Linked DNA regions of Homo sapiens: region 2 is linked to region 1. The links are chromatin contacts, found by Hi-C or POLR2A ChIA-PET in ENCODE. All regions are on one chromosome and are shown on one strand. Each heading gives the region's core, a stretch centred on a gene start or an enhancer-like site at or near the end of the contact. The rest is flanking DNA. Distances are from core to core; before and after follow the strand shown.

Region 1 (6,785 bases), core at 2,666-5,165:
ATCTCTGCTGCCTGAGGAACCAAGTTTCTTTATATATATATATATATATATATATATATATTTTATTATACTTTAAGTTCTAGGGTACATGTGCACAACGTGCAGGTTTGTTACATATGTATACAAGTGCCATGTTGGTGTGCTGCACCCATTAACTCGTCGTTTACATTAGGTATATCTCCTAATGCTATCCCTCCCCCCTCCCCCCACCCCACAGAAATATCAATGAAGAGTCAATAGGTAATTCCAGATGCATATTATGTTGAGATGCATTTTTTACTATTTATAGGTCTAGAAGTCACTTGGATTAACGTTATTCTTAAATTTCCAAGATAGCTCCTTCTCAATTCATTCTCTTGGAACATCCTGAGTATATAACTAATATTCTTTAAGTGAAGCTATACAAAAAGATACACAATTTGATAAAGGTTTGTACTTTTTTCATCTTACTGTTAGAGTATTGCTATCCCAGTTTAGAATATGTTAGTTCCAGTGCCCAAGCCCTACCAGATCTGCAAATATTCATTTATAGAGGCATGTTTTTGTGTGACTCTTCTATATGTTAGCTGTGGCTGAAATATCCTTTGACATGATAACCTATGTCAGCTATAGCCACTACCCATGTAACCTCTCTGAAATCTTTCTCTATGGTTTAGTGACTCATGCAGTGTTTACCAAAATAGAGCAGTAGGACATATTAAACTTGGGCACCATACATTTTCACTAGAGAAAGTATTTGAATGCTCTGTAACTTCTGCCTCATAAGGCTACAGAAAGGCCCATCAGCCCACTCCACTCTGCCCCCACTACCATAAAGCTACAGATGTCTCATTATACACTGACCCAACACACTCTCCAAATTTTTTCACATTAATTCTGAATAACCAATTTGTAAATTCATGCAATTTAAGCAGGCAAAATAATTTGTTGATTCATGACCACCTTCTTGGTCCATTGGGCCAAGAATTAGAACAGCCGAATCCCACAGAAAAAAAGGGAATGACTAGTTGGATTATTTTTCTAAATGAGCAGCTACTTATGTAATTAGGTATTGCAGTGAATAGTCAATAAAATCATCTTTTGCATTATCTTATTCTATGAGGGCTGTGGACATTGACTACTAGAAAAGAAAATTATCTTGCATTTTGTTTAGCAAGGTGCGGTCAGTAAAATTTCCTACCACTTTAGTGGAAGTTCATTTGTTTTTCTGTCTAACTAAATAGTCATATTATTTCAGGAAGAAGCTTCTAGAGGCTATCTCCTTAATAGGATTTAAATATTGTTACACAGTATATGAAAGCCTCTCTAGTTTACTCAGTTTGTCACTGAGTGTATTTCTTTTTAATATTTTTATTAAAGTATAGCTTACATTAATTGTAATTGTATAGCTTGATGGAAATTTACGTAGTTTACACTAATGTAACCAACACCTTGATGAAGGTGTATAAATTTCCAGCATACCAGAAGTTATGCATTTTGCAATTTTTCTGAACTTCAGAGAATAATGGGTAATAATGGACTTTGCCCAACTCCTAAGCATTGTGAAGTCAAATAAAGTAAATTAAAATGCCATTGGGAAACTACCCAAAGAGAAAGCTTAGCATCAGTAGTAGTAAAAATTATGTAAGATTTCCCTTAACCTGGAGATCATTCTGTCATACTTTGTCCTTCCTATTGTATATAAACTCACAAAAACTGATGGCTTAGCTCTCAGCAGATTAAATATTTCAAAGTTAGTTTTTCAAAAGCAAATTTGAAAATAATGTTTAAGCAGTCAAAAGTATTTCCATGGCATGGTTCATTAATGTTTCATCTATACTTACTTAAGTGTAAGCAGTTTAAATTATGTAATTACTGCTTCTCCTTTACTCATGCCAAATTATATGTATGTTTGTATCTGTATTAAAAACCATTGCCAAACTATGTAATATGATCAGCATCTACTGGTGACAAACCAAGCAATAGGCTCGTATGGTTTATTCAGCTTAAAAGAAAAATAAAACAAAACAAAGCAAAACAAAGTAATTGTTGATATTTTCTTTAGGCGTTACTAGGATATTACAACAGGATTTTTTGTTTCTGGTTTTATTTTTCCTAAAAGTTAATTGTCAGCATTAACACATTTTTTTAACATTCTCTAAAGAGTACATACATAACCAGAAAAATCAGCAGATTTGAAACAATAGAAAAATGTACAATTTTTTCAATGATTGATGGATTTAGTTGGATTATTGGCATTAATTTTCTTTTTCTTTTTTTATGTCATATGAAGTATTTATTAGGCAGTTATACATATTGTTATGATAGGAGGAGTAATGTACATTGAGTATTATTGGCATTAATTTTCTACTCATATGTATTCAGTCTTTCACATATATAAATATACATGCCTACTATATTTTTTATATTTCTATTATTATGATATATTATTTTAACTCTCTGTAAGGACAAGTATCACTTTGACTGCAACAGAACTTTCACCTCTTTGTTGGGCTTTAGCTAATATTCCTAGGACAGTCACAAATATAGCTCCAGAGAGTTACGGGTAACTCCAAGAGATAAATTGTTGTGTCTGCAGCCCAAGCTAGGAAACAGGTTGCCCATGGTGAGATTTATTGACTTCAACTTTCGTTTTTTAAAGTAACTAAATTAAACTAACATTGACTCTGAGTGTCCTGAGACATTTAAAACAATGTATACGTTTAGGAAAGGATTATTGTTGTGACAATCGTAGTAAATGTGATGGTTTTGGAACTGAATAGTTTCATTGCTCTGGGGCTATCTTTGATAACTCAAGTAAAGAGAATAATATTTGCTGAAAAGTTATAGATAGGAATTTAGTGTCTATGAGAGTTGAGGGAGAGGTAGGAGCCGATTAATAGCATTAGTTTGAGTGGCATAGCCAGGATATTTGAAACATCCTCCTCAGAGTTCTTTTAATACTCTTCAGGCCTGACCTGAACACACAGTACTTGTCCATCTGCAAAAATGCAGATTGTTAATCTTTGCCGAACCCTTTCCAGTTACTGAAGAGAAACGTCCAAAAAGTATAGTGATGCCCCAATTATTTAAACAGATTGAAAATGATTTTGGAATTTAGACTTCCTAATATAATTATTTAAAATGTTAAAACAGATTATAATGTCATAGATAGACTATCAATCACTGTCACGGTCATTATGTTTAAAAAATCCTTATTGTGATAGAGAAGTATAATTAAGTGTTTACAGGTAAAACGTTCCAGTGATTGAGACTTGCTTTAAACATCGGTGTTTGGGGAATACATGAAATGAAACTGTCAAGATATTGGCACATGGGGCTCATTACTTATTGTCTCTACTTTTGAGTAGGTTGGACAAATTCCATAATAAAAATGTGAGGAAGTCAACGGTGATGATATGGATACTAGCACATTTGGGTTCTAGATAGAATGGAAACATTAACTAGTGGATAATCTCACAAGAGATGAATTATTTTGGTATATTGTGCTGTTTACATTTATGAAATAGGGAAATAGCAGCTAAAATGCCTTTCATAAGATCTCAGAGAGTTAGGTGGAGGACGCTGTCTTTCCCAGTGTTGATCAATACGTGTTGAGCAGCCTTACGTGTTGACAGAAGAGTGGACCCTGATCCTGCTAATGTAAATAAAGTCCATTGCAGTCCAGGGAGGAAAATATTCACACAAACAGATAATTACAATACAATGTCATAAATGCAAAGGAAGGCCATAGCATGTTTGAAGTGGTGATAACCACAGGAGCAATAGCATGAAGAACAGGAAATACATGCACTGCTGAAAAAGAAACAAGCAGTTGAGTGTTGCTAGAGTTTCAAGCGTAAGGTAGGAGGAAATGAGAATGATGGAGGCGGGGCAGGCAGAGATCTTTATTCTGCAGATGGTTCAGATAACATCAGAGTCAGGGAAGACAGAAGTCTGTGGCAGTCAACCAGGCGAGAGATGATGAGGACTTGAACTAGATTCAGATTAGTTTGAGTGGAACTTTCATGGGGAGAAGAGTAGGAAGGAAAGAGGATCTCAGATTAGGGTATTTTTGTAATAGTGGGTTACAACAGCATGTTAAGCGTTCCCTGCTTCTCTCTTCCTCCCCTCTCACATCCCCTTTTTTACCCTTTTCTTGTCCCTCTCTTACCTTTCTCTTTCTTTTGTTGCATCTTGGGCAAATATTTAATTAAAACAATTTTAAAAATAGTAATATATGCTAATGGAACAGAACTCAAAATACAAAAGACACATAATTTAAAATGTCTGTCTTCCTTTTCCCTTGCTTCTCAGCTGCCCAGTTCTCCTCCTTCAGTGGAACCAGCTATTGTTCCTTCCAAGGTTCTTGTGTATTGCTTCAAAGGTACTGCATGCACTTGCAATCACACATAACACACTTGCAAAGACTTTCAAAAATAACTTTCATGGAGACTTTGTGTACATACTTGACAAGTTAATTAGCATGCTAGCTGCACTAGATTAAAATTCTATTAATTAATTTGATGGGTCATTTGATTATATAGCTCTAAAAGGAAGCGCGGGCTTTTTCTTGAAGACAACAATGAACTCATCAAGGATATTCACATGAATAATCTTTGGAAAATGAAAAATATTAAATTAAACTATCTGAGCCCATCTTTTTCTAATGGATCTGAAGACTGTTAATCTAATATCTATCCAGAGTATCGATTAATCTTCATAAAACCTCAGTGAATACTCTTTTTTACTGTTAAAAAAATCTGCTCATGCAACAACATATTACCCTGCTGAAAGGTCTCTATCCTAACTGAGCAATAATTGAGACTCTAAATAAATTTGTTTTAGTTTTTTAAAAAATCAAAGAAAAATCCTTAACCTTTCTTCAGTGGTAGGTTGTGGCACATTCACATAGTGAAGCATTCCAGCTTTTATTTTCACCTTATGTACACTGCAGTGAAACTCTTACTGCAATAATTCACGGAAGAGCAGAATATATGATGCTTTCATAAATAAGTATTAGTGCATTAGTCTTGTCCCAGTCCAAGCCAGATTTTCCTGGCTGCTTATTTCCCCAGGTGGCCAGAATAATACAATCCCTGATATAAAAACTCAACGGCTTCAGATACATATCTGATCAGAAGTAACACTTTCATAATGTTTTTGCATTTCTGTTGGCGAAATATGGTGTAGTGTTTATATAACAGCCATAATAAAATAGCCACATGCATGATTAGAACAACTGTGTCTTAATATGTGGTTGTATTTTACTTTATAAAAAGGATTCCTTAGTAAGCACTTGCTCAAGGAGTAAGTCCTTCAAATACAGAAAAATTTAGACTAAAAATAATGATTATGGCATGTTTGAATGCCAGCTTTTTCCTAATATGATTTTCAGTACTTAGAAGCACGTTGACAGAATTAAAGAGAATATGAATTCCTAAAAATATTAAGAACACTATATCAAATTATACTTTTCCCCCAATAGGAAGCTAGCTAACATTCTCCAGGATGTCATAAGTCTCTTATATTTCAAGCAGATGCACTCCAATTTATTGAGTACCCAAATAATGTTTAATGTTATTTTACAAAATCAGTTTGTTTTTATATGTTGGGTCTGAAATTATGTTATTAAACATAATTTAAATGTTATTCTGAATTATTTAACAATACTCTCTGCATTAATTCTCTAGAATATGTTTATCTGTTTCATTCACTGTTGTATCCCAAAGATTTAGAACATAGTAAGTGCTAAATGATATTTTAAAAATGAACAAACACAGCATTAACTATAACCCATATTTCCATTAGAGTATCTTCTCAATCACCCATTGTACATCTTTTTACAACCTTGATTTTGCTCTTTGCTATTTCAAACTATATAGCATAGGATTAAAAAATAAAATTGAAAAAAATTTTGGCTTCATTAGCTCATTATATTCCAGCTGCAGGAAAGCTAGTATAGAAAAATATTAACATTTTAATGGTTTAATTATTTTCCATACTTCATTTTCCTAGTTCAAGGTGATGGTAAATATGGAAAAAGCTATGGATTCTAAGAAATAAATAAAATAGAAATAGAGATAGAGAGGACTAGACAGCTAGATCATGAGTCACAGGGGCCGAGACATTGGTACTGGGAGGGAGAATCTTGCTTATGTGTCATTAGTAGGCCTTTTAAAACAAGGTGCCCCACACTACTCCATGCATTTCATCATATGCTAATGAAGAGGTGCTTTAATTAGGAAGATAATAAGTGATTCAGAGGGTGAGAAAAGAAAGCAAGGATTCCAAACCATTGGAGCTAAACACATGAAGGGTCAGCTACCGAGTGAGAGAAGGCCTGTGGCACAGGGCAGAGAGCAAGTAAGCTGCATGACACTGCAATAGCAAGGAATGGAAGGCAAGGACAGCGTACTCAATGAGAACTCACACCCACAAGGGTTAGAATATCACAGGGCCATGCTGGGCCTCCACCCTGACCCATAGTATTAAGCCGATTTACCCTCTTTTTATTGTCAGAAGAAAAGCAGATTACCTCAAATTTTGGAATGAGTCACTAAAATAATCTTAAATTTATTATTCACACTATCGGTTTAGTCTTAAAATCTGTAATAGTTTTTTGACATTCCTTAGAGAATCAATGGTCTGTCATTTGATATAGGAGAAAAAACAATAGTCCTGCTCCTAAGGAAACTTTGCCAACACCTTGACTATCAGGACACTGATCATTAGTAAGAGCTGAGCTCGTTTAGAAGAAACAGATGAAAAATGGCATATAAATGTTACATATGACCATAAATCAA
Region 2 (6,114 bases), core at 2,377-4,876, 310 kb before region 1:
CATTGTACATATTGCAAGCCCTTATTATTTTACAATAAGATTTGCCAAAATTTTAAAACAAAACATGTAAAGAAAAATTAGATTAAGATAATGTAAAGGTAAATTAAAATATATGTAAATAATTTTGACAATGATTACTAGCTCAAAATTTCACTTACTTGTATCATAGATTTGTCAGAGTACATTAATTCAATTGTTCGATGGATTCTGGATATGCTTTCCTGCAAATCTAAGGATATAAGGTGTCATTTAATGATTAACAGCAAATGTGTTTCTACTTATAAGATAAGGACTAATGTTTTTCCTACAAACATGTTAGAGGAATAGGAAAATTTTCCTAAAACTTTTCTTAAAAAACATTACCATTTGAAATCTGTAGAAAATGAATTATAGTTATTCTTAATAAAAGACACAGTACAAATGCATACTTTAAAAACAACACAAATATGATTTATCTAGAAAATGTGCAGAGCCAATAAAAGTGAATTTTGTTCAAATCTATAAAGGAGAGTTTCAATGAAAATGAAAGCTAAGCTTCCTTACATATTGCTATAACACAAGTAAACTTAAGAACAAAGTAAAACATGTTCACCACATATCTTGTACACACACATAACTGAATAAAAATCGACTATAATCACCAGTGAAAATAAAATTATGGCACTCCCATGACAATTATTTCTACTTCTAGTAGAAAATAATCCTACAAAATTGTTCAGATAGGGATGTTCACAGTCATATTGTCCACAATAATTTTTAAAAAAGAGATAACCTAAATATCTGTCAATAAGGAAACGGTTAGATTGTAACCACATCATATTGTGAAGCTGCTGAACCAATCAGGAAGAAACCTTGAAAAACTATAAAAGAAACTGGCTAACTTTAGAGTGGGGAAAGACCTGTCTTAAGCCTGTCAGAAAACTAGTAACCTTATAGGAAAAGATAAGATCCTCCCTGCCCAACACTTTAAAAAATCTACATTATAAAAAGAAAACAAAACCAACATAAAATCAAATGAAAAACTGGGAAAATAATATCTGCAGCATATGTGATATTATAGGTAAAGTGTTAATATCCACAATACATTAAACTTTCTATTAAGTAATAAGAAAAATACAAATAGCTCAATACTTAAAAAATGGGCAAATGTCACAAACAAGAAATTTACAGAACAATATAAATATCCAACTTCACTCGAAGCTAAGGGAATGCAAATCAAAACACTAAAATACCAGTTTTTCAATTGTGAAAAACTACTAAAAAGTGTCCAGGGCTAGGGAGGATACTGGGAGACAGGCTCTCTCACACAGTGGGAATGCAAACTGGTTTAATGTTTTGGAGTGACAATTTTAAAACAGTCGTCAAAATTTAAAATATACACACTCTGAACCAGAAATGGTGGACATAAGGAAACAACAGATATTGGGGCCTACATTAGGGTGGAGGGTGGGAGCAGGGTGAGGATGGAAAAACCACCTATCAGGTACTGTGCTTATTACCTGCATGATGAAATAATCTTACACCAAACCCCCAAGACATGTAATTTACCTTTATAGCAAACCTGCACATGTACCCCTGAACATAAAAAAGAACATATCCTACTTACAGAAGTGTATAAATATGTATATCGAAGACCAGCACTATTTAGGAAATATCAATATGGGAATTAAATGAATTACATCATACCCGTGTGTTGGAATATTACACAATAGTTTACAAAATAATGCTAACTGCTAACATCAATATGGATGAAAGAAAGAAAAAAAATATCCTGAGGAAAACCTTCTTTCCTGATCCATAGTATTACATATAAAAATCTTAACAGCCAGGCATGGTGGCTCACGCCTGTAATCCCAGCACTTTGGGAGGCTGAGGTGGGCGGATAACAAGGTCAAGAGATTGAGACCACCCTGGCCAACATGGTGAAACCCCATCTCTACTAAAAATACAAAAATTAGTTGGGTGTGGTGGCACACAACTGTAATCCCAGCTACTTGGGAGGCTGAGGCAGGAGAATCGCTTGAACCTGGGAGGCAGAGGCTGGAGTGAGCCCGAGTTCATGCCACTGCACTCCAGCCTGGTGACAGAGCGAGACTCCGTCTCAAAAAAGCTCTTCAAACTTAAAATGGCCAAAAGAGAACTCATCATATTTCTCTTTCCTCCCCTGAGTGGGAACCTCTTTGCCCACTGCTTTACCTTTTTTCCAAAATACATTCTATTTGGTTATTCATACCATTATGAACTGAGAGAATCATTCGATTCGTCCCTCTCTCTTACCTCTAGCCAATGACCCACATCTGTCAGTTGTCTCCAAAGAGTATTTTAAGTACATTCACTTCTTCCCTCCCTCAATGCCACTACTTAGGTGTCAAAAGCTTCCTAGCTTCCACTCCTCTGAATGTAATCTTTTAAAAACAACCTGCCATGAGGAGTAGAAAATTACCCAACGCCTAATATAGTGCTTCATCAACACTATTTGCTTGATTAATGTTTGTTAATGAGTTCAAATATTTTTAAAAATTCCCTCTTATTTGAAAAATACTAAAGAAAATCTTGACAGCTACTAATGCTGTTAGTCACCATCATACCTTATGTACTTCTTACTAAATTAGGGCCATTCTTTTTCAAATATTGTCTATAAAGAGTTAAGTTGGTCATATAATATCCAACAATCAATATTGTTCAATATAATTCCAACCATGTCACATAGTTCATTTTTTTCAAAAATCAATAAATCAGCATAAAATTGGGGAATGATAATAGGGAATTATATTTTCACATTTAAGGAAAAAAATGTAATAAAATCTACCATAATCCATTTTTTTAAGTACACTTTAACAGCAGCAAAGTAGGAAAGAGAAAAGTTCAGAATAACTTATTCTGAAAAAAAAGAAAAAATAGAATAGAAAAGAATAAAAGAGAGTTCCTTCCAAGAAAGGACAGATGGCAACTTGACACACACACACACACACACACACACACACACACACACACGCACACGCACACAAGTGCACACACCCCACCCAGAGCACTGTCCTTATTTTTCTTATTTTGCTGCATGCCAGTAAAAACTCTGTTACAGACTAGTAATGGGATCATAGATACTCATAAATCTGTTAGAGCTATTAAAAATTAAAATTCACATTTCTAATTCTTAAGCCCAAAGAAAATTTTTTAATCACCGGAACTCCCTGTGCAAACTTAGATTTAGTACCTAATTGATATGTACAAACATTGATATTGTATGACATTTCTCCAATGGAGTAACTGTGAATACCAGTTTGATATAAATTTAGAGCAGCAAACTAGAAAATCAGGCCATCTGCTATGTCATTAATCAGCTAAGCAATCCAGGGAAAATCTTTTGGTCCCTGTGAACCTGATATTGAGATTATAAAAATGGGGAGCCAAACTAGTTTATCTTAAAACCCTTTCTGGAAAAGAAAAATGACTATAATATTTAAATATAAAATCCAGACGTGATTTCCCTTCTCAATATTAACATTACACATATCCATCTGAGGTGACAGTAACCATGCTATGAGACACTTCTTACCTCTGGTGTCATTTTCTATTTCTGTCCTCCAGCGATGTAAACAACTTTCCAGCACAGAAAGTTCTTCCTCCGTTATGTGCCTTGGTGCCGGATGCATGGGCAAATCTGGAGGTATCCGGGACTGAGTAAATGGTTTGTGTATTACTGATCTCGATGAAATGGCAGCAACTGATGAAGGTGATGTGCTTGGCAGTTCTGAAGATAGGGCTCCCTGTTGTTCTGTTGTGCTGTATCAAAGCATAGAGTATTTCTTATTAACCTTTCAAGCTGAAACTCTTGACAAAGATCGTGCCAAACCCACAGTATTAAATTGGCTTGTAATTCAAAAGAAAAAATCTTAAAGAAATATGTGGATTGATCTAACATCCAAATGAGATTTTTAATACATAAGAACTAAATTATTATAAGATGAAGTTGTAGCTTTAGAGTTAAAACAGCTTAATCATATTTATTTCTAAAAAACAAGAAAATCTTACGCATGGTGATATTATTTTCCCTGGCTTATCAGCTTACATTACAGAAACAAATTCTAATTTGATAGTACTATTTTTATGGATCATAAAATGCTGAATCTTATATATGTACATACCAAAACATGCTAAAGTATAATTCTGAACTGAAAAAAAATGTGATTAAAATTTTAATCCATAACCATAAAATCTACTGAAATAATAAAAAAACTCCCAGAGGACATACAGTCTTCTAAGTGAATCTACTCTTAGGAGTTCACTGAAGTAAATCAAAGCATACATTTTATAGAAACTGTCTTTAAAGGCAGCAGTTACATTATTGTGTAATAAAGGTAACAACTGTCTCTTGCATCAGGATTACTTTTTACCTTGGTAATGTCTGTGATGGTATGGAACCACTAGGTGGGGAACTAGCGTCAATATCGTCAACAGGAGAAGTGCAAACAGGTTTACTTGAGGCAAATTCCAATGCATACTGAAGAACATCTACCAAGGGGAATCGTTTGGGACCGGAACCATAGCTTAAATATCTGTTAATCATAAAATGTACAAATGCTTTTATTTCTATATACAGCATATTTGGGCCTTTATTATTATTATAAAACGTGATACGATACTTCAATAAAACTTCCTCAGCAATAAAATTCATTTGCTTTAAAACGAAGATGGTAAAACTGAATATACACTTAAGAAAAACATTAAAAGTTCCCCAAAGACAGGAAACCAAGGCCGATTGGGACTGAATGTGAGTATATACTGTTATAATCTGTAAATGCTGTTCTAAATTGTAACTCAATAGGAAGATGAAAACTGACATCTCCTGAGACTGTTTTTATTTTTAGATCTGGCATCTGGTCTCATGATCAAGACAGTGATGTGTACTATCCTCCTATCTTTTACCACTAATCATGTTTCAATATGATTATTCATACTTTTTAAGAATAAAAATCATTAAAATACAATATACTATTTGATGTAAGAAGTTTTAGACTACTAATTTGAAAATTCCTAAAATAGGGGAATGCAGAGCAGATTGGGGTTTGCAAACTGAAATGACTTGTGACATTTCAGCCTTTAGATTTCTGTCTGGCCTGTAGAACATTTCTCAGTCCAGATTCTGACGTCTTTTAGAAATGATCCAAATCAATAGACAACAGTGAGGCCATACTCATACATGGTACCATCCACTGGTATGGAATGGCATTCATTCCCTGTACACACAGATTGCTCTCTAGGCTCCCGGCACATACCATCTTACACCTGACACAATTTCCTCCTTTACGAAGCTGCTGAGAAGACTTGGTAGGCAGCTGAGTTTGTATCCTGTTTTAAGGAGAAAAACTCAGATACCATTCATTTTAATGAAAATCTCAAGAGTAATCTTTAGTTTCATGCAAAAAGGAAGGTCAAAACTATATTCATTTAACTTTGTATCTATTTTCAGCAGTAGGAACATTACCTGTTGACAATGAGATATTTAATTTTAAACACTAGAATAATTTTTTAAAGTCTACTATAGATTTTTAGTTTCAAGCAAAACTCAAAACTATTCACACAATATTAACTACTCCTAAAATTATAAATCACTCAAAGCAAATTTGAAATTAAAAATCTAGTCACCAAATACATGGTTTCTGATAATTATCTCCTAATTTCATAAAAGTTAAAATACCTTTCTAGCCTTTGTTGTAATACCGTGAGGTAATCTTTCAGTCTCTTGATCTCTTCCCTCTTAATTCTTGTTATTTCTCTGTTTCTGTGCATGTATCTATCAGAAAAAGGTAATCATTAGCATTTCCGAATATCATGAAAGTAGATGCAATATGGCCAGATGCCAGCGTACCCGGCCTACCACTCTGGGACGCCAAGGCGGGAGGATCACCTGAGGTCAGGAGTTCAAGACCAGCCTGGCCAACATGGTGAAATCTCGTCTCTACTAAAATACAAAAATTAGCCAGCCACGATGGTGGGTGTCTGTAATCCCAGCTACTCGGGAAGCTGAGACAGGAGAATCATTTGAACCCAGGAGATGGTGTTTGCAGTGAGCCAAGATCGCACCACTGCACTCCAGCCTGGGCGACAGAGCAA

Evidence for each region. A loop is a pair of places that touch in the nucleus more often than their neighbours do. ChIA-PET counts read pairs that join two places held with the same protein, here RNA polymerase II (POLR2A). Pooled maps may share reads with other maps.
Region 2: a loop to region 1 is called in a map of naive thymus-derived CD4-positive, alpha-beta T cell, with 6 times the contacts of the local background. The contact joins two enhancer-like sites. A Hi-C loop is called at or near these places in 6 of 168 maps with a recorded cell type or tissue (CD4-positive, alpha-beta memory T cell, CD8-positive, alpha-beta T cell, IMR-90 and 2 more), 3 of 37 single-sample maps with no recorded cell type and 15 of 50 pooled maps. POLR2A ChIA-PET finds 5 or more read pairs at or near these places in 1 of 52 experiments (PC-3).

The regions. Positions count from the first base shown.
Region 1 is chr21:15,511,446-15,518,230 of GRCh38, reverse strand. No RefSeq gene overlaps it. Among named protein-coding and RNA genes, the nearest start is that of USP25, 220 kb to the left of the region's middle. Within about 2 kb of position 3,915, at least 6 of the 41 ENCODE cell types and tissues checked have a DNase peak (open chromatin) inside an H3K27ac peak, as active enhancers do.
Region 2 is chr21:15,824,646-15,830,759 of GRCh38, reverse strand. It overlaps USP25 (ubiquitin specific peptidase 25), which reads right to left. Exons shown (of 26, transcript NM_001283041.3): 12 at 5,699-5,794; 13 at 4,395-4,556; 14 at 3,557-3,783; 15 at 159-229. Among named protein-coding and RNA genes, the nearest start is that of USP25, 98 kb to the right of the region's middle. Within about 2 kb of position 3,626, at least 4 of the 41 ENCODE cell types and tissues checked have a DNase peak (open chromatin) inside an H3K27ac peak, as active enhancers do.